Regions from separate parts of the Homo sapiens genome. Here region 1 is linked to region 2. Evidence: read pairs that join two places in POLR2A ChIA-PET (ENCODE). Cell type or tissue: GM12878. All regions are shown on one strand. Each heading gives the region's core, and the rest is flanking DNA. Links, peaks and the distances in the headings are about the cores only.

The links. ChIA-PET counts read pairs that join two places held together with the same protein. Peaks named below come from ENCODE experiments on the same cell type or tissue, not always from the same donor. Only the 100,000 strongest peaks of a DNase experiment are listed, where the experiment ranks them.
Region 1: POLR2A ChIA-PET joins it to region 2 with 5 read pairs; 1 of 35 experiments calls an interaction of 5 or more read pairs at or near these places.

What each region holds. Positions count from the first base shown.
Region 1 is chr15:83,981,328-83,986,711 of GRCh38, forward strand. ADAMTSL3 (ADAMTS like 3) reads left to right here. Exons shown (of 30, transcript NM_207517.3): 21 at 946-2,017. Among named protein-coding and RNA genes, the nearest start is that of GOLGA6L4, 250 kb to the right of the region's middle. RefSeq lists a silencer at 2,396-2,585. In GM12878, for the core only: no CTCF peak of the experiment used is centred there; a DNase peak (open chromatin) is centred at 2,931; H3K4me3 peaks cover 537 bases; H3K27ac peaks cover 1,766 bases.
Region 2 is chr15:83,925,718-83,931,101 of GRCh38, forward strand. All of the region lies in intron 17 of ADAMTSL3 (ADAMTS like 3), which reads left to right. Among named protein-coding and RNA genes, the nearest start is that of ADAMTSL3, 270 kb to the left of the region's middle. RefSeq lists enhancers at 2,452-2,621, 2,642-2,841. In GM12878, for the core only: no CTCF peak of the experiment used is centred there; DNase peaks (open chromatin) are centred at 2,142, 2,794 and 3,342; H3K4me3 peaks cover 1,204 bases; H3K27ac peaks cover 3,901 bases.

The DNA of each region.
Region 1 (5,384 bases), core at 260-5,259, 56 kb after region 2:
AACAAGTCAAAGCCAACCCCATCTCTGTTCCCTCTTAGTCTTCCCTGCTGTGCATTGGCTGCACCTGCCCTTGTCACCAGATCAGTGGTGGCAGCAGTTATATATGAGAGCTCATTATGTGCCCGCTACTGTGCTGTGCACTTGATATAAACAATCTGACTTAATTTTTACTTCCCTCCCATTGAAAGCACTAACATTATTCACATTTCACAGGTGAGGAAACTGAGGCTCAGAGAGATGAAAGAATTTGTCCAAGTGGCAGAGCTAAGATTCAAACTCAGGTTTATCTGACTTCAAACTGCCTATGCCACCTGTTCTTTTTTGATCACGGCTACCCATTGCTTCTTCAGACCCCCATGCCAATTTAATCGACATATTTGGGTTATATTCTGCAGCTGGCCAACCTCAGCCTCCTTTCAGACCCTTCAAATACATTTGCTCACATTCCCACTCTCACTTCCTCCCTCAGATTTGGGGTACCCATGGCTCTAAGCCAGAGGGCCTCTCTGCCAGATAGTAGAGACCTGACATATCAGACCCTTATTGATGGAAACATGTACCCAGAGGCTGGGTATTTATGGAGCCATTATATGAGCATGGCCTAGAACAAATATTCCTCAAATCTAGAAATAACTATTCCCTACATTTCACCAAATCATTTAACCTCATGCCTCCCCAAACCAGGGTTTTATCAAATCACTTACACATTTTCATGCACCTCATTCACACTTGCATTCTTTGCCACTAAAGTACTAGATAGTTGTGAAATTTACCCCAATCTGTGGATGTATAATGTTATTCATGGTTTTATTCTTGAATGTTTTAAAATAGTAAAAAAGATACGTTTGTTAGCCTGTATCAGCCTTGAAAGATTACTGTCAAAAAGTCTGTATTTTTGAGATGTTTATTCGTATTTTCTTTTCTTTCTTTTTTTTTTTCTTGGAGAAATCAAATCAGAGATGAAGACAAAACTTGGTGAGCAGGGTCCGCAGATCCTCAGTGTCCAGAGAGTCTACATTCAGACAAGGGAAGAGAAGCGTATTAACCTGACCATTGGTAGCAGAGCCTATTTGCTGCCCAACACATCCGTGATTATTAAGTGCCCCGTGCGACGATTCCAGAAATCTCTGATCCAGTGGGAGAAGGATGGCCGTTGCCTGCAGAACTCCAAACGGCTTGGCATCACCAAGTCAGGCTCACTAAAAATCCATGGTCTTGCTGCCCCCGACATCGGCGTGTACCGGTGCATTGCAGGCTCTGCACAGGAAACAGTTGTGCTCAAGCTCATTGGTACTGACAACCGGCTCATCGCACGCCCAGCCCTCAGGGAGCCTATGAGGGAATATCCTGGGATGGACCACAGCGAAGCCAATAGTTTGGGAGTCACATGGCACAAAATGAGGCAAATGTGGAATAACAAAAATGACCTTTATCTGGATGATGACCACATTAGTAACCAGCCTTTCTTGAGAGCTCTGTTAGGCCACTGCAGCAATTCTGCAGGAAGCACCAACTCCTGGGAGTTGAAGAATAAGCAGTTTGAAGCAGCAGTTAAACAAGGAGCATATAGCATGGATACAGCCCAGTTTGATGAGCTGATAAGAAACATGAGTCAGCTCATGGAAACCGGAGAGGTCAGCGATGATCTTGCGTCCCAGCTGATATATCAGCTGGTGGCCGAATTAGCCAAGGCACAGCCAACACACATGCAGTGGCGGGGCATCCAGGAAGAGACACCTCCTGCTGCTCAGCTCAGAGGGGAAACAGGGAGTGTGTCCCAAAGCTCGCATGCAAAAAACTCAGGCAAGCTGACATTCAAGCCGAAAGGACCTGTTCTCATGAGGCAAAGCCAACCTCCCTCAATTTCATTTAATAAAACAATAAATTCCAGGATTGGAAATACAGTATACATTACAAAAAGGACAGAGGTCATCAATATACTGTGTGACCTTATTACCCCCAGTGAGGCCACATATACATGGACCAAGGATGGAACCTTGTTACAGCCCTCAGTAAAGTAAGTAAAATAAAAATGCAGTATTCATTTTTGCACTACCTTCTTAATGGCTATTCCAGTTTTCTTGAAAATATTTTCAAATTCCTCTCCTAAGCATGTGTTTCCAACAGGATTCTTTAGGAAAGAAACTAAAAAATGTTAAGATGTGTTTTTCACATATACGTTGGAATTTTTAAATTCAACCGCCATATCATCCCAATCACTGTCGTAGAGGTGTGATATGACTGGATCCAGCAAGAATAAGTTTAAGCATATATACACTCCCCCTTTACTCAGCACTTGGCATTTAAAAATAAAATCAATATAAGGCCATTTTAAAAGTAAGCTTATTAATAGTAATCCTACATTATGTTGGAACTGCAAATCAGAATTTACAGAGCTCTTCCATGTCTAGGAGATGTGGTATCTTATTTGAGCTCACATCAGCCCCATGAGATTGGCAGGGCAGGGGTTAACCTTTCTGATGAGGTAATTGAGAAGCAGAATCCCATGACTACTTCATGGCCAATCAGAACCAAGGGCCGTATCTCTTGAATACCCACCAGTGGTATTTGAGTATCACACAAATACGTAGCCTTGTCAAAAGCTTGGGTATCTGAAGTAGTTTTCTATTATCATGCAATTTTTAAATGTCATACAATCCAAAAATAAGAATCATAGTGTTTTGAGATGTTCAAAACACAGTATTAAGTCACATATTATTCTGATCTCTATGCCAGTGTAAAAATGTCACATTTCCTTTATTTTACATAACAGATACTAATTTACTTTTGCATTCTTTATTGCCTTCAAATCTTGCTGTTTGTATACAAAGTACTATAGACATTGTGCCTTCTTTTGATTCACATGTAAGAGCTCCAGCTCTACCTTATCTGCCTTTAGAGATCGTTAAGAGACACAAATAACACAGCAGATGTGAAACTGTTTTGCATATCACAAGGTACTTTCAAAATGCAAGTTTTACTTTTATCATGTCCTTTGTGCATTGAGCCTCGTATGTGAAACATCAGAAAAAACTTAGGTAAAATTCAGTTTTTTAAAATAATAAACTATTAGGCTATATCTTAAAAAGGTAGAAAAAATCTAATTTTTGAATTTTTAATGCTAGAACTATGAACACAAGAGTACAATGAAATTTTAGAAGTAGAATAAACCTTAAAACATAGCAGTTCTCAGAGCTTTTGGTTTTAGACTCTTTAAAATTTAAAAATGATTGAGGAGCCTAAAGAGCTTTTGTAAATGTGAGTTGTATCTATTGCTGTTTACCTCACTAGAAATTAAAACCAAGAAACATTGAAAATATCTCCATTAATCTATTTAGAAAAAATAATGGGCCTATAACATGTTCATACAAATAACATATTTTTTGAAAACCCTCCCCCTGCCACCAAAATTACTGATAACAGTGGAATTGCTTTCCATCTTTGCAGATCTCTTTAATGTCTGGTATAATAAAAGAAGACAGCTGGATTCTTTTTCCACATCTGTTGTGAAATGTTGTTTTAGTTAAAGTATATGGAGAAAATAAATGTGTGCTATACAAATGTGTTAGCTGGAAGAGAAAGAATATTTTAATATCTTTTCAGATAATTGTGGATACTCTTTAATTCTACACTAAAACTAGACAAAGGGTCATTTCTCAAAGGTTAGTTGAAATGTGCAATCTGAAACTATATTAATGAAATGTTGGTACTCTGTTTAATGAAATCTGCTGTTTTTTTCTTGCATTTTGAATAGACTTTTTACCCATACAAGATTTTTTAACACCATACATTGGTCATTTGGAAAATATTGGCTCACTGAGTGATACAGGCCTTCCAAATGTTGGTGCATTTCATTATGCAATGTAAAAAAAATACACATTTAAAAAAATCACCGTGTATCTCATAAAAAAAAAAGTCTTTAAGTTTTGGGAAGCTGTCAGACTTACAGTGGTGGATACCAGTTTTCCAAAATTCTAATTTTCACATCAAACCTTTTTCATCATTGGCAACAAATACTGTCAGTTGTGTCATTGAATTGGCCAGCTCATTTAAAAAATATATATATATATATCTACCAAATACCCAACTTTAAATCATAGTGTGGACTTTTTTGTCATAGTTTATTGGTCATTCTTTCAAGTAAAAATCATATTCCATGAAAGAAGCCACCAGTTCTTCAGCATGCAGTGGAAGTGCTTTGTGTGTACTTCCCATTGTGTCGTATGGGATATGAAAAACGTATGGACCCAAGGGTCAAGATTTAGTAAGATTAATACCTTTTACTACTTCATTAAAGACATTTCTTTTTTTTTCTTTTCTTTATTGAGACAGTCTCGCTTTGTCACCCAGGCTGGAGTGCAGTGGTGGCATCTCAGCTTACTGCAACCTCTGCCTCCTCGTTTCAAGTGATTCTCCTGCTTCAGCCTCCCAAGTAACTGGGATTACAGGTGAACACCACCACCCCCAGCTAATTGTATTTTTAGTAGAGATAGGGTTTCACCATGTTGGCCAGGTTGGTCTTGAACTCCTGACCTCAAGTGATCCACCCACCTCGGCCTCCCAAAGTGCTGGGATTACAGGCATGAGTCGCCACGCCTGGCCGTTAAGGACATTCTTAAGGGAAACTGGCATTTTTTTTTTTTCTGCAAGTAAAACATAGTAGTCAAGAATACAGTAATTACTGGTACACTTCAATATCACTGTCTTGGTTCATGCTAAGGTGCCAGCAGTCTTACCAACACTGCCTTTGCACTCTCAGTGCAAAGGTCAATACCGTTTTTAAAAAGGCTAATTAATGGCTTCGTATTATTATAAAACTAGCTTTGACTTCATAGACTTCTGGGGGGTTCATGGACTATGCTTTGAAGACTGCTAACTTGGTTCAATAATCCATTTTATAAATTGTAAGGAAAGAGAGGCTGACAAGGTTGAAGTGATCTGTTGACCTATGGCCATATAAGTACTACAATGATATAGAGGAGCCTGGTCAGTTTAAATAAATATTTATTTGAGTTCATTTTAAATAGATTGACTTGATGGAATGGCGTTAACATAAGTTTATCAGGCTGAGACCCCTGGAGCTTGTATAAAGAAGTTTTGACATGGTACATCCTCCTTAGATGTGTTTCTGCATCCTTTAAAGATCAGCCATTCAAAACAGAAGCAATTTCATATGTCTAATAAAAGGTTTTGTTTTTAATTTTTAAGATAATAAGATCCATTTTCATTTCTATTTTTCCTCCAAAACCTACCCAATTAATTTGTTCAATTTATGTTTAATTCCCTTTACATAACAAATGTTCTCATCTTTAAATATACTTTCTGAATCTTACAAATCTTTTCAGTTGAAGTAATTGAGAAATGGAATTATGTTCCTGAAAGCC
Region 2 (5,384 bases), core at 73-5,072:
TGTGTAATGGCACGTAGTAATCCGAATTATTTATCTATGTTTCTCAGTTTTTTCTGTTCTATTATTGGAACCACTGAATTAGATACTTTTGGAAAAGCTGGGGTTTCTGTTTTCCTCCCCTGCTACATCCCTTCCCTGAGGCAGTGAAGATGGAAACAGATGACCACCTTCCTGTACAGGAGCAAGGCACAGGGGAAAATACAGGGAGGGGGCAAAACATAGTTATATTTCTCAACATATTTCCCCATGACATTGGAATCATGTACTATATCATTTTGTAAACTGTTTTCTTAAATTTAATCTGGGGATGGGGCACGAGGTAGATGTTAAATAAACAGCGTCTCAAGAGCACGAATACTATGAGGACCTAAAATAAATTGGTGGGGCAGGGAAGCCGGGGAGGTTGGTGCAGGTCATTCCTGAGGAAGTTATTTAAGACATAAACACAGGCAGGAATCTGCCAGGAGAGGTGTAGAGGAATGAGTGCTCTGGGCAGAGGGAACAGTATGTGCAAAGGCCCCAAGGAAAGAAAGAGCTCAGTATGCTCAAGGAACTGGAGAGAAAGGAAATCAGTGTGTCATCAGATGAGATAGGAATGGGCAAGGGCCACGGTAAGCACTTGGACTTCATCCAGAGAGTCAGTGGGAAGTCATTGGAGGGTTTGAGCAATGAAGTGGTACATCAGATTTACATTTTAAAAAGATTACTCAAACACAGAAATGGGGAGAACAAAATGGAGACAATTAGATCAAGTATAAATCTTTTAAGAAAATTATTTAAAACTAGGGATCCAGCCCACCACAATTTCATTTGAGCATCCTCGATTTAAAGCCTGCCTCCATGTGAATCTGCAAATATCATCGTTTCCTTTTTATTGTTTATATGACACTAACAACTTTTTTTTTTTTTTTTTGAGACGGAGTTTCGCTCTTGTTGCCCAGGCTGGAGTGCAATGGCACAATCTTATGGCTCGCTGCAACTTCCACCTCCTGGGTTCAAGCGATTCTCCTGCCTCAGCCTCCTGAGTAGCTGGGGTCACAGGTGCCTGCCACCATGCCCAGATAATTTTTTGTATTTTTAGTAGAGATGGGGTTTCACCATGTTGGCTAGGCTGGTCTCAAACTCCTGACCTCAGGTGATCCACCTGCCTCGGCCTCCCAAAATGTTGGGATTACAGGCATAAGCCACCGCACCTGGCCACCAACAACATTCTTTATCAAAATAGTTGAATCCCTTTCTATATTTGTAGCCATGAATATCAGTTCACCTCTACTGTCTTTTCCAAAAATGCTCAGTGTCTCCTTCAGAAATACTGCTTTCCCAACCATGGCCCCCATGCTCCAGTATTTTGCAGAGCAGTTTTAAGAGTTCTACAATCCATAAATCCTTTTCTTTCTTTCTTTCTTTTTTTTTTTTTGAGACGGAGTCTCACTCTGTTGCCCAGGCTGGAGTGCAATGGCACAGTCTCGGCCCACTGCAGCCTCTGCCTCCTGGGTTCAAGTGATTCTCCTGCCTGAGCTTCCTGAGTAGCTGAGACTACAGGCATATGCCACCACACCCAGCTAATTTTTGTATTTTTCGTAGAGATGGGATTTTGCCATGTTGGCCAGGCCGATCTCAAACTGACCTCGAGTGATCCGCCCACCTCAGCCTCCCAAAGTGCTGGGATTACAGACGTGAGCCACCGCACCTGGCCCATGAATCCTTTTCTATGTACTGTTTTATTTAAAACAATGGATGAACCTGTTCACAACTTACACCTGCACTGTATCAGGTGTTTTGCTGTGCAACAATTTGAAAATCACTGCCCTAAGTCTCTTTTTGGTGAAAAGTAGCTAGTACTATTCTTATTAATGGCTTCACATTCTTTCAGAAATGTGCTAATAAATATATAATGAATAAAGGCTCTTGTTTTCTGTATATGAAAACTGAAATTTAGGATTTTTAGGTAATTGATGACTTCTCCATGAGCATACACTAAATAAATTGCATACTACAACATAAAGCCCAAACATGGAGTATTTCTCATGAGATGTCATCTAGTCCAAATTCTGCCTTTTCTGGATGGCCAAATGGAGGCTGTGGGAGCCCACATATTATGCTACTAGTAGAGCTGGTCTCCTGATTTCCAGTCCCTCCACTAGCCATCCCCTTTGTCTACTCTAGCCAGTACTCTCTTTCTAGAAAGATGACTAAAAAAAAATGGTTTCGAATTTACACAGACTTAAAATTGTGACTACAATTTGGCTGTGTGATTTTTTTTTTTTCTTTTTTTTGAGATAGGGTCTCTCTCTGTTGCTCAGGCTGGAGTGCAACGGTATGATCACAGTTCACTGCAGCCTTGAACTTCTGGGGTCAAGTGATCCTCCTGCCTCAGCCTCCCAAGTTGCTGGGATTACAGGAATGAGCCATGTGCATCACTAATTTTTAAAAATTTTTAAATGTTTTTAGAGATTAGGTTTTTCTCTGTCATCTAAGCTGGAGTGCAGTGGTGCAGTCATGGCTCACTACAGCCTTGACCTCCTGGGCTCAAGACATCCTCTCATCTCAACCTTCCAAGCCCCTAGGATTATAGGCATGAGTGACCACACCCAGCTAGCTATGATATATTGCTAGCCATTAACAAAGAAGAGTAAAAAGAAGAAAATACAACCCAATATGTTGGGGTATATTTTATTTCTAGATTTAAATCTTACTGCAGATTGACATGAAGCTAGTCTTCACCAGAGTTCTGTCCTGTTTCTAGCCAAGTAACAACTAAAACAGAGAAAACGAAAATGATAACAACATGAAAGGCACTTCAAATGAGAATGATTTGCATATCACAGGATGAAAAGAGAGGCCCTAAGAACACTGATGAAACTCTCAGTTTTATTTTTGTGAAAATAACTGTTCCACTCTTGCTCTGGAAGTGAAGGTAGCCATAATGTGTCATCATATAATTTTTTCAGAAAAGAAAGCCAAAATATGAAACAATTTACAATTCATTCTCTGCCATTCTAAGAATTAGTGCATAAAGTTGGCATTACAACCACAATTATGTTCAAGATAAGATAACTTGATTTTATAATTTTTAATTTAAATTTTCAAGACTAAATCAAACATTTTCCCCCACTTTATCATGAAACCTGAGTTTCTTTTTTGAGTGGAATCACATAAAGTGGCCTTTTATGGTTTTTGTTCTCTGATAATATGAACTTGAGATTCTTGACCATTTACTTTTCAGTACTTGATGAATTTGTCCTAATCATGTGTAACTGCCACTGCCTTAATTCAGATATGTTTTACCTGAACTGTTTCACAAGTTTCTAAATGAACTCTTGACTCTCCTGTTTCCTGCTCTGATCCATGTGCACACACGACTATGAAAGATCTTTATCTTTCTAAGTTGCAAAATGACTGTGTGTGCCTCTGCATGAAACCTTCAACAACACTCCTTTATCTATGGATTAAAACCCACATTCTCTACTTTGGCATGTGTTTCTTTTGCCGGGGCTGCCATAACAAAGCACCAGAAACAGAGTGGCTTAAAGAACAGAAATTTATCATCTCCCAGATCTGGAGACCAGAAGTCCAAAATTAAGGTGTCCGCGGCGTTGATTCTTTCTTAGAGCTGTGAGAGAGCCTTGGTTCCATGGCTTTCTCCTGGCAGGTAACCTCTGGCATTCTTTGGCTTGTGAATGGCATTGTCCCTGTGATTTCATATTGTTTTCCTTCTCTGTGTCTTTGTGTCCACACTTCTCCTTTTCATAAGGACATCACTTATATTGGAGTAGGGCCTACTCTAATGACCTCCTCTTGATCATCTGCAAAGAACTTATTTCCGAATAAGGTCACAGTCACAAGTACTGGGGGTTATAACTTCCACATCTTTTGTGGGAAGGCAATTCAACCTATAACAGCATATAAATGCCTTTGTGACCCTGGATCCAACTCTTAAACCACATCTCCTGTCACCTCTACCACACACACACACACACACAGAGAGAGACAGAGAGAGACAGAGAGACAGAGACAGACACACACACACACAGAGAGACAGAGAGAGACAGAGAGACAGAGACAGACACACACACACACACACACTCAGACTCACCCTAAGGAACTTGCTCAGCAGCCACAGTAAATTATGCACCATGACCCACACTCCTGCTCATTCATGCCATTTGGACCTTTGCACACACTATGCCCTCTGCCTCTTAGAGACCTTCGCTACTATGACATTAGTTAATTCTCTCCCATAAAAGTAATCATTGGCTCACTTCTCACTGGTAAAATGAAGTTCAACAGAATGTGAGATAGGATCCTTACCTGAGACACTTGATAGCAAGGAACTCTCAAAAGTCAAAAGAAAATTGGAAATGGATCAGGGACATGGGATAAAGCCTCAGTTCCACGTCTCTCAAGGAATTTCAGGTGAGTTCCTTAGCTCTCTGGACCCTGTTTCTTAATATGAATAATGAAGAAAGGTGTTGGACTTTATGATCACCGAGGTCCCCTAAGCTCCAGTCTTTCATTTTTGAGTAGTGCTTTCAGGTTGCATTTTTCACTCATGTCTTCAAATTATGTCTAGTCCTTTTGTAACAATCCTTATGTCCATACCTGAGTAGTGTGACGTGCTTGGGGTTTTAGTTCTAAGGATGACAGCCTTGGTTTGACCTGCCCAGGAGGTCAAGGCAGGGTTGAGTTTAGTCAGTGCTCTTCCATTGCCCACCAAACCAGAACAAGATTTAGCAACAAATCTAGAAATTGTTTCTTAAATTTACTGAAGAAAGCTTACTGGTTTATTCATGCATCAGCCTGTGTACTGTATCCCCTTTCTCTCATCACTGTGCCTCAGCAAGAGTTCTTACACATTCTCTTCCTCAGCAATCTCTTGCCCACAGAGCTTCCAAGCTAGGAATAATAGAGCAGACAACATGTCTTGGCCACTTTGCAAAATTAAGAGTCTGTTTTTATGTGAAAGGAAATACTATTCCTCATTTCAAAGTTGCAAATTTAATAAACTTTTCAAAGGTTGAGAGTTATATTGGAAAAAAACCAGCAGAGACAAAGATTTGATGCCAAAATAAAGGTAAGTTTACAAAAATGTTTTAGGTTCTAGAAACTAGTGGTGTAGGAATAACAGGAACAGTGTGTTGCATAATATTTTCCATACAAATATTTACTGACTCCAAGGGCAATAGCAGTAAAATATTACCCCAGGGTGAAACTTACCACTGAGATTGGGTTGAACAGCCAGTGGATCTTTATTTACCCAAAGGCAAATGTATTTGATGTATTAGCCTGGGCTCTCCAAGGTGGGGTGTTGGATGTTTATTTGCTTTTATGGGGTTACTCCCCCTGATCTATCCTATAACTGCTGAGTGCCTGCTATTTATGGA